Linked DNA regions of Homo sapiens: region 2 is linked to region 1. The links are chromatin contacts, found by Hi-C or POLR2A ChIA-PET in ENCODE. All regions are on one chromosome and are shown on one strand. The core of a region is the stretch at or near the end of the contact, and the rest is flanking DNA. Distances in the headings are between cores, read along the strand shown. Region 1 overlaps MEGF8 (multiple EGF like domains 8). Region 2 overlaps LIPE-AS1 (LIPE antisense RNA 1).

Region 1 (3,960 bases), core at 462-2,961:
ACGACTCTTAATGCTTCTTCCTTCAACCTCCCAAACCTTTTCTGCTTCCCTCCTCTCTCTCTTTCTCTCTCTACTTATGGAACTTTTGGTTATAAGAAACAGACACTCCCTCGAGCTGGTTTTGTTATAAGGAAGTGTGGGTATTTGATGGACTCTGAGAGCAGGAAGTGTTTCTGCTCTGTTGCTCTCAGGCCACATGACCCGTAATCTCAGCTGTTCTCCACACTTCTCCATTGTCGGGTTTCTGTCGGTCTGATAGTCAACACACATGGCCTCAGATTGCAGCCTTGACTCCCAGTCTAGATGCCTTCTAATTCCAGAGACCACGTTCATCTCTGTGTTTGTCGGTTAGCTCACATTCTCGAGGAGAAACTCTGACTTAGTGCACGAGCTACATGTCCAGCCTTGGTGTAGTGGGATGTGGCCAGGGAGGGCTAGGAGCACGTGGTTCAAACGTGGCACGTCAGATCTAGGCCTCTTCTAGGCTGTGGGGTGGAGAGATGATTCCTGAAGGTGGGTGTGGCCTAGGCAGGCATGTGTGTACCCGTGACAGTCCACCCCTTGGAGTGCCTGGCACATGCTCTCTTGTTTCCAGAAACTCCATTCCAAAGACGCTTCCACCTGACATGATTAAACTGTCGTGGTGGCAGACAAAGGCATTCGCACCCCACCCCACTGCCCCCCCGTGGGAGATAAGACACATTCACCTCCCACTGTCACATGTGGAAGCAATGTCACTCAGCCAGAGCCCACTCCTCATTCATACCTCGATTATGCAAGACCCAATTGAGGCAAAACTGCTCACCATCCGACAACCCATGAACTAAGTGATCAGTCCAGCCACCACCCAGACACTAGTAGACAACAGTGCAGGGATGTGGGACACTTGCCATTTTGAGAGGTGGACTAAAGAAACCAACAGCACTTCGTGGAAATTCGAGACCAGGAGGGCAGGGTGTGGAGGACCAAGAATCCCACAGACCTTGGCATCCAGTGCCAGGAGCCCTGCCTGGGAGTGGTACATTAGCTCTCACCCGGAGGTAGTTTGCCTTGCGATCAAAAGCTCAGGCTGTGAAGTCAGTGGGATCTGGGTTTGACTCCAACTTGGCCACTTCCTGGCTGTTTGACTTTGGATGAGTGACTTCCCCTCTCCAAGACCTCAGGGAGAGTTTGCTAAAATGGGAATCATTTCACTAGATCCTGTCCCCTAGGGAGGTTGTACCAGTTAAATGGGGGAGAATTTACTTAGAGCATAGAGCAATGCCTGCCATTCAGGAAGCACTAAAAAATGGCTAATGATCATGATCATTGTTACTGTAATGAGCAGTGGTGAGAGGGCCAATCTGGCTGACCCAAGTCCTGCCACTGGGAGGATTCCCAGTCTCCACTGTATGGGACACACCAAGAGGGTGGCTGCGGGAGTTCCCCATGGGGGCTGTCAATGTGGCCAGAAGGGCAGAAGCCCCTGTGATTTTGGTCTGTGGTAAGCAGAGGCCTCTCGTCTCCAAGCCTGGGATCCTAATGGTAGTATGGGTTCTCCCCAGATATTATTGAAATTTCCATCATTTATCTTTGTGGGAGCTCCAGGGAGCAGAAGGCATACCCACAGTCCTGCGGGCATGCGCTGTTCCCCCAGCCTCTCGGTGCTTGCCAAGTTCTCACACGCCTGAAGAGCTGGGGCAGCTAAGGAGATGGGGGAGTGGCCAGGAGGGTGGCAAGGGGAAGAGGTGGGGCCAGTGAATTGGAGAGCACAGCCTGTCCCCAGGGGCCAGATGAGCATTGTTGATGGTGTATGTGAATGTGAGAGGGGACTTTTACCAGACTTTCTATGAAACCTCCTAGCTTTAAAGTGATGGCTTAGCTGGGTGGGGTGGCTCAGGCCTGTAATCCCAACACTTCAAGAAGCTGAGACAGATTGATTACTTGAGGCCAGGAGTTCGAGACCTGCCTGGGCAACATAGCAAGACCCTCATCTCTACAAAAAAAAAAAAAAAAAAATTAGCCAGGCATAGTGGTGTGTGTCTGTAGTCCCAGCTACTTGGGAGGCTGAGGTGGGAGGATCACTTGTGTCTGGGAGGTTGAGACTGCAGTGAGCCATTATTACAGCACTGCACTCCAGCCTGGGTGACAGAGCGAGACCCCGTCTCTAAAAAAAAAAAAAAAAAAAAAAAAAATTAGGCCAGGTGCAGTGGCTCACACCTGTAATCCCAGCACTTTGGGAGGCTGAGGTGGGTGGATCGTGAGGTCAGGAGTTCAAGACCAGCTTGACCAATATGGTGAAACCCTGTCTCTACTAAAAATACAAAAATTAACCAGGCATGGTGGCAGGTGCCTGTAATCCCAGCTACTCGGGAGGCTGAGGCAGGAGAGTCGCTTGAACCTGGGTGGCAGAGGTTGCAGTGAACTGAGATCGCACCACTGTACTCCAGCCTGGGTGACAGAGTGAGACTCCGTCTAAAGAAAAAAAAAGAAGTGTTGGCTTAGATTCCACCGCACAAATCAAACATAATAGGCGTGCAGGTGATACCTGTTATGATTTGGCTCAAGGGCTGCCTGATTCTAACCATCCCGCATTGTTCTTTTTTTCTTTTTTTGAAACAGAGTCTCGCTCTGTCGCCCAGGCTGTAGTGCAGTGGCATGATCTCGGCTCACTGCAGTCTCCACCTTCCAGGTTCAAGTGATTATCCTGCTTCAGCCTCCCAAGCATCTGGGACTATAGATGCACGCCACCACACCTGGCTAATTTTTGTATTTTTAGTAGAGACTGGGTGTCACCATATTGGCCAGGCTGGTCTCGAACTCCTGACTTTGTGATCCACCTGCCTCGGCCTCCCAAAGTGCTGGGATTACAGGCATGAGCCACCACGCCTGGCCCAGCATTGTTCTTTTTAATGGCTTTGGCCTGTGAGTCTGGGGCAGGCAGCGGAGACACTCCTTCTCTGGTCTGCCTCCTTCCTCTCATCCTCCCTCCCTCTCTTCAGCGAATTTATCATTGAGCACCTTCTTTCTGCTGGGTGCTTTGCTAGGCAGTGGGGAATGTCAGCAGATGAGCTAGAGTCCTGCTCTCAGAACTTATGTTCATACACCTTTTCCATGAACTCAGGAAATGCAGTGTATGGTGTTGGGCATCTTTGCATTTGGTCACTAGGGAGATTACAGCAGAAAGTGCTGTCCAGGACTGAGGATTCAGGGTTCTCTACCCCTCCCAGATTGTCCCACCATCTGCCAACAAGTGCCCTAAATTTAGATCTGGAAGCCCAGCCCAGCAGAGAATTTGCCTCTGGCAGTTCAGCAAGTCTCAGTGATTTGCAGGCCCCTCAGTGGGCTCAGAGCTCCAGCCACAGCAGTCAGGGTTTTCTATTTCAGGATTCCATGGTTGCTTTGCCTTTTCCTAAGTGCTTTCAGGCAGCCGGCCCAAATTAACCTCTTTCCTCTTATTCTTCACTTATGGCCCAAGCAATAAATAAAGTGCCTTATACACTGAGGTAAGTTCCCAAGAGCCTGAATCTCATTGTGCACGTTTTTGGGGTCCTGACATACAAATATGGCTTGTGAGTTGCTACCCAGCCCCTAACCAAGGACTCTTCAGGTTCTCAGTGTGGGGTAAGAGAAGCCTTTTTGCCTCAGCAGCCACATTTGTTCTTTTTCTTGTCTTTTCTTTCTTTCTTTTTTTTTTTTTTTTGAGACGGAGTCTCGCTCTGTCATCCAGGCTGGAGTGCAGTGGCGCGATCTCTGCTCACTGCAAGCTCCACCTCCCGGGTTCACGCCATTCTCCTGCCTCAGCCTCCTGCGTAGCTGGGACTACAGGCGCCCGCCACCACGCCTGGCTAATTTTTTCTATTTTTAGTAGAGACAGGGTTTCACCATGTTAGCCAGGATGGTGTTGGTCTCCTGACCTCGTGATCCGCCCGCCTCGGCCTCCCAAAGTGCTGGGATTACATTTTTCTAAGAAACTGTGGT
Region 2 (3,960 bases), core at 467-2,966, 100 kb after region 1:
GAAGGAAATGGAATCTTGGCTTCTTCAGTCACCACAGTTTGGGTCTTGTTCCTCTGTAAAATTAACAATGTAGGCCGGCACGGTGGTTCACGCCTGTAATCCCAGCACTTTGGGAGTCTGAGGCGGGTGGATCACCTGAGGTCAGGAGTTTGAGACCAGCCTGGCCAACATGGTGGAACCCCGTCTCTACTAAAAATACAAAAATTAGCCAGGCTTTGGTAGCGCATGCCTGTAATCCCGGCTACTAGGGAGGCTGAGGCAGGAGAATTGCTTGAACCTAGTGGGTAGAGGTAGCAGTGAGCCAAGATCACGCCACTGCACTCCAGCCTGAGCGACAGAGCGAGACTCCATTTCAAACAAACAAACAAACAAACAAAACCCAAAACAATAATGTGGTCCGTGCTCTCTTTCTTTCTTTGGGCTCTTGGAGGGGTGGGGTGGGAGGACCAAGAGTGGATAAAATTGCACTTGCCTTTATACCAGAGGAGGCACTGTGAGGCAGCATCTCTTACATTTACCTTTCATTTATTTTTCTCCCCCAGATGGGTTTCACTTCTCTCTCTGTCCTGTTGGGGAACTTCCCAGCTGAGGACCTCCATGTGGTTTGGTGCTCGGTTGGGCGATGAGCATTGGGAGGGGAGCAGTTGTAGTGACTTCTCTCGGGCCTGCCATGCTCTGCCATGGAGGTGGAGTGACATGAAGTTTAGCTGCTTCACCTCAGTCTGCTCAAGAGTGGGGACTGCTGAGAGCAGTGAATGGGGGACAGTGGAATTGCAGCCTGGGATGTGAAACGGGGATCCTGTTACCTGCAGCTGTAGTCTTCACGTGTCCTCATCTTTTGTGACTCCCCTAGGGCCCTGAGCTGAGCAAGACAGACAAACAGGAGGAAGTATTAATCTTTCTGCTTCCATCTCATCCACTAGCAAGTTTGGAAGGCCAGTCCAGTTATACCCACTGCCTCGGGTGAGGACATCAGAGAGTTTTATGCAGCTCAGTTTTGGGGATGTTCACACACTCTGGCCTCAGGAAGATCCAGAAGTGAGGGAAAGGCTCTGGGCTGGGAGTGAGGAGGCCTTGTTCTGTGTCAGCTAAGCTACCGACGTTCTTTGTTACCATGAGAAAGTCACTCGCTCACTCTGGACGGGAGTTTTCTTATCTGTAAGCTGTTGGATTTGAGTGAGATCATCTTTTGTGTTCTCAAGTTCTGATTCTGTGATTAACAGTGGTAGGTTGAGGCAGGTGTGGCAGAGCCCCGAATGCTGCTTTTTCTGTCACATGTGCCTCCCTCCCCCAAAAGGAACAAGTAGTGAGTTTTATTTGCATCTCTTCTTGAATAGCTCTGTGTTTCTAAGGGCTGAAGAGGCCCACTGTGGGTGTGGTGAGGAGAGTCTGGAGGCAGGAGCTTCCTTTGGCTCTGGGGAAGGAGGCCCAGTTGGTAGCTTCCCTGCCATTGCACAGACTTCTTATGTTCCAGTAATAACATGACTTCCCTCCCTGTTCTGCCTGCCTCTCTAATATTCAGTTTCTAGAGTAGGCTATGATTGTTTTGATAGATTTCCCAACTGTTTCCTGCCTATGTGTCTTTGAAGCAAATAGCAGGAAATTCTTTTCATAGCCATCAGGGTCTCTGTTTCATATTTCCCCTTTTCCATAGAACCTGACAGATCCAGGGCACAGAGAGACACATGTGCATGTTCCAGCTCCCAGTATTCATACAGATATGGTGAAGGGTAGGTGGAGTTAGATTCTTACGGTTTGGTTAGTATTGTCCGGGGAGCTCCTGTAACACATGTGAGATTCTGTGTTCTGTGATAATGTCTTGTATGTCACTGCTACTTAAGAGTTTAAGGTGAAGCTTTGTGAGTGTATTACATGTGTCTGGTGCATGCGTGTGGGTCAGAATGTGGATCAGTGGCTGCTGATGTGCTGATGCTGAGAGGAAGTGATTTAGGAGCTGGGCTTGCTCTCTTTATGTTTCTGCTTTTTGTGCAATGTCCTGGTAACTTGTCAGAGGCTGGATAAGATGTTAGAAATTTTCTTAATCCAGTCTGAAATCTGCCTTGTTTTATTCCTGGGTATGAATCATGTGAGGGGTTGGGAGGTGGAGGATGAAATTCCCATACCTTCTGAATAGTCCAAGGTCAGTTCTCAGAAATCAGATGTTGGTTGTTTAGCCATCACACCCTTAGATTTATGAGTTGGACCTAGAGGATTTGATCGCTTCTGTGACAGAGGTATCATCCTGTTCCCAGAAAACTGGCGACACGTTGACATGCAGGAAATTGGTCAGATTTATGGCTTGTTTCTAACCAACATGTAGGCGTTCTGCCCTTTAAAAACAATTAAATTTCACTGATGTTTTTCATGTATCTAACAAGGGCCAGTTGCTGAATTCTCAAAGATAAATAAAATAAGCCGGGCGTGGTGGCTCACGCCTGTAATCCCAGCACTTTGGGAGGCCGAGGCAGGTGGATCACTAGGTCAGGAGTTCAAGACAAGCCTGGCCAAGATGGTGAAACCCCACTTCTACTAAAAATACAAAAATTAGCCGGGGTGGTGGCGGGCACCTGTAATCCCAGCTACTTGGGAGGCTGAGGCAGGAGAATCGCTTGAACCCAGGAGGCGGAGGTTGCAGTGAGCCGAGATCGCGCCACTGCACTCCAGCCTGGGCGACAGAGTGAGACTCCATCTCAAAAAAAAAAAAAAAAAAAAAGATAAATAAAATAGGATCTCTTTCCTCAGGAACAAACGGTTTGTCTTTTTTTGAACATGGACTTCTGGGGCTAATTCTCACAGTACCCAACTGTCTGTCTTGCAAGCCTTTGGGAGCTCTCAGAACCAGACAGGCTAGCTCAGTCATGCAGCAGCTGACACAGGAGAGTGGGGTGTGAGTCCAGCCCCTTGCCACTTTCTGACTCTCCCTTTTAGGACACAGTGGCCATGGGAAGGCAAGACACTGGGCTCCTTAAGAAAGGCTGTGGGGGGAATGTGGTGGAGGTGGCAACTGCAATTATCCCTCAGCTTGCCCCTCATCTCTCCAGATACAACAGCATGGCCTCAAGCACACCCAGAAGTGGAGAATGAGTGTATGTTCCCTGGGGGACCAGAAATGGATTTGTTAGTTGTTCTTACAAACTGTAGTAGTGAGATGGCAGGGCAATTTGAGCCTTGCGGAGTCATGAGTCATCCGTAGGGAACTATAATTACTTCTCTCCATTCAGACCAGGATGCTAGGCAGTAGTTAAATGGGGCAGGGCCAGGCACGGTGGCTCATGGCTTTAATCCCAGCAATTTGGGAGGCTGAAGTGGGAGGATTGCTTGAGGCCAAGAGTTTGAGACTAGCCTGGCCAACTTGGTGAAACCTTGTCTCTACTAAAAATATAAAAATTAAGGCTGGGCATGGTGGCTCATGCCTGTAATCCCTGTACTTTGGGAGGCCGAGGTGGGTGGATCACCTGAGGTCAGGAGTTTGAGACCAGCCTGGCCAACATGGTGAAACCCCCATCTCTACCAAAAATACAAAAATTTGCTGGGCGAGGTGGCACACGCCTATAATCCCAGCTACTCAGGAGGCTGAGGCAGGAGAATTGCTTGAACCCGGGAGGAGGAGGTTGCAGGGAGCTAAAATCTTGCCAGTGTACTCCAGCCTGGGTGACAGAGTGAGACTTTGTCTAAAAAAAAATATATATGTATATATATATATATTTATACACACACACACACGCACACATGCACAGATAGATAGACATAGATATCTATATATATAGGTATCTATCTATATATAAAAATTAGCTGGGCATGGTGGTGCACACTTGTAATCCTAGCTACTCGGGAGGCTGAGGCATGAGAATCACTTGAACCCAGCAGGTGGAGGTTGCAGTGAGCTGAGATCATACCACTGCACTCCAGCCTGGGTAATAGAGTGAGACTCCATCTCAAAAAAAGGGAGGGAGGGGCATT

What was found. Hi-C counts contacts between places; a loop is a spot of excess contacts on that map. ChIA-PET counts read pairs that join two places held with the same protein, here RNA polymerase II (POLR2A). Pooled maps may share reads with other maps.
Region 2: a pooled map shows a loop between it and region 1 (2.4-fold over the local background). The contact joins two enhancer-like sites. A Hi-C loop is called at or near these places in 1 of 50 pooled maps. POLR2A ChIA-PET finds 5 or more read pairs at or near these places in 2 of 52 experiments (H1 and WTC11).

What each region holds. Positions count from the first base shown.
Region 1 is chr19:42,363,625-42,367,584 of GRCh38, forward strand. The region is part of intron 35 of MEGF8 (multiple EGF like domains 8); the gene reads left to right. Among named protein-coding and RNA genes, the nearest start is that of MIR8077, 14 kb to the left of the region's middle. Within about 2 kb of position 1,712, at least 5 of the 41 ENCODE cell types and tissues checked have a DNase peak (open chromatin) inside an H3K27ac peak, as active enhancers do.
Region 2 is chr19:42,465,400-42,469,359 of GRCh38, forward strand. All of the region lies in intron 1 of LIPE-AS1 (LIPE antisense RNA 1), which reads left to right. Among named protein-coding and RNA genes, the nearest start is that of CXCL17, 24 kb to the left of the region's middle. RefSeq lists enhancers at 238-738, 483-692. Within about 2 kb of position 1,717, at least 9 of the 41 ENCODE cell types and tissues checked have a DNase peak (open chromatin) inside an H3K27ac peak, as active enhancers do.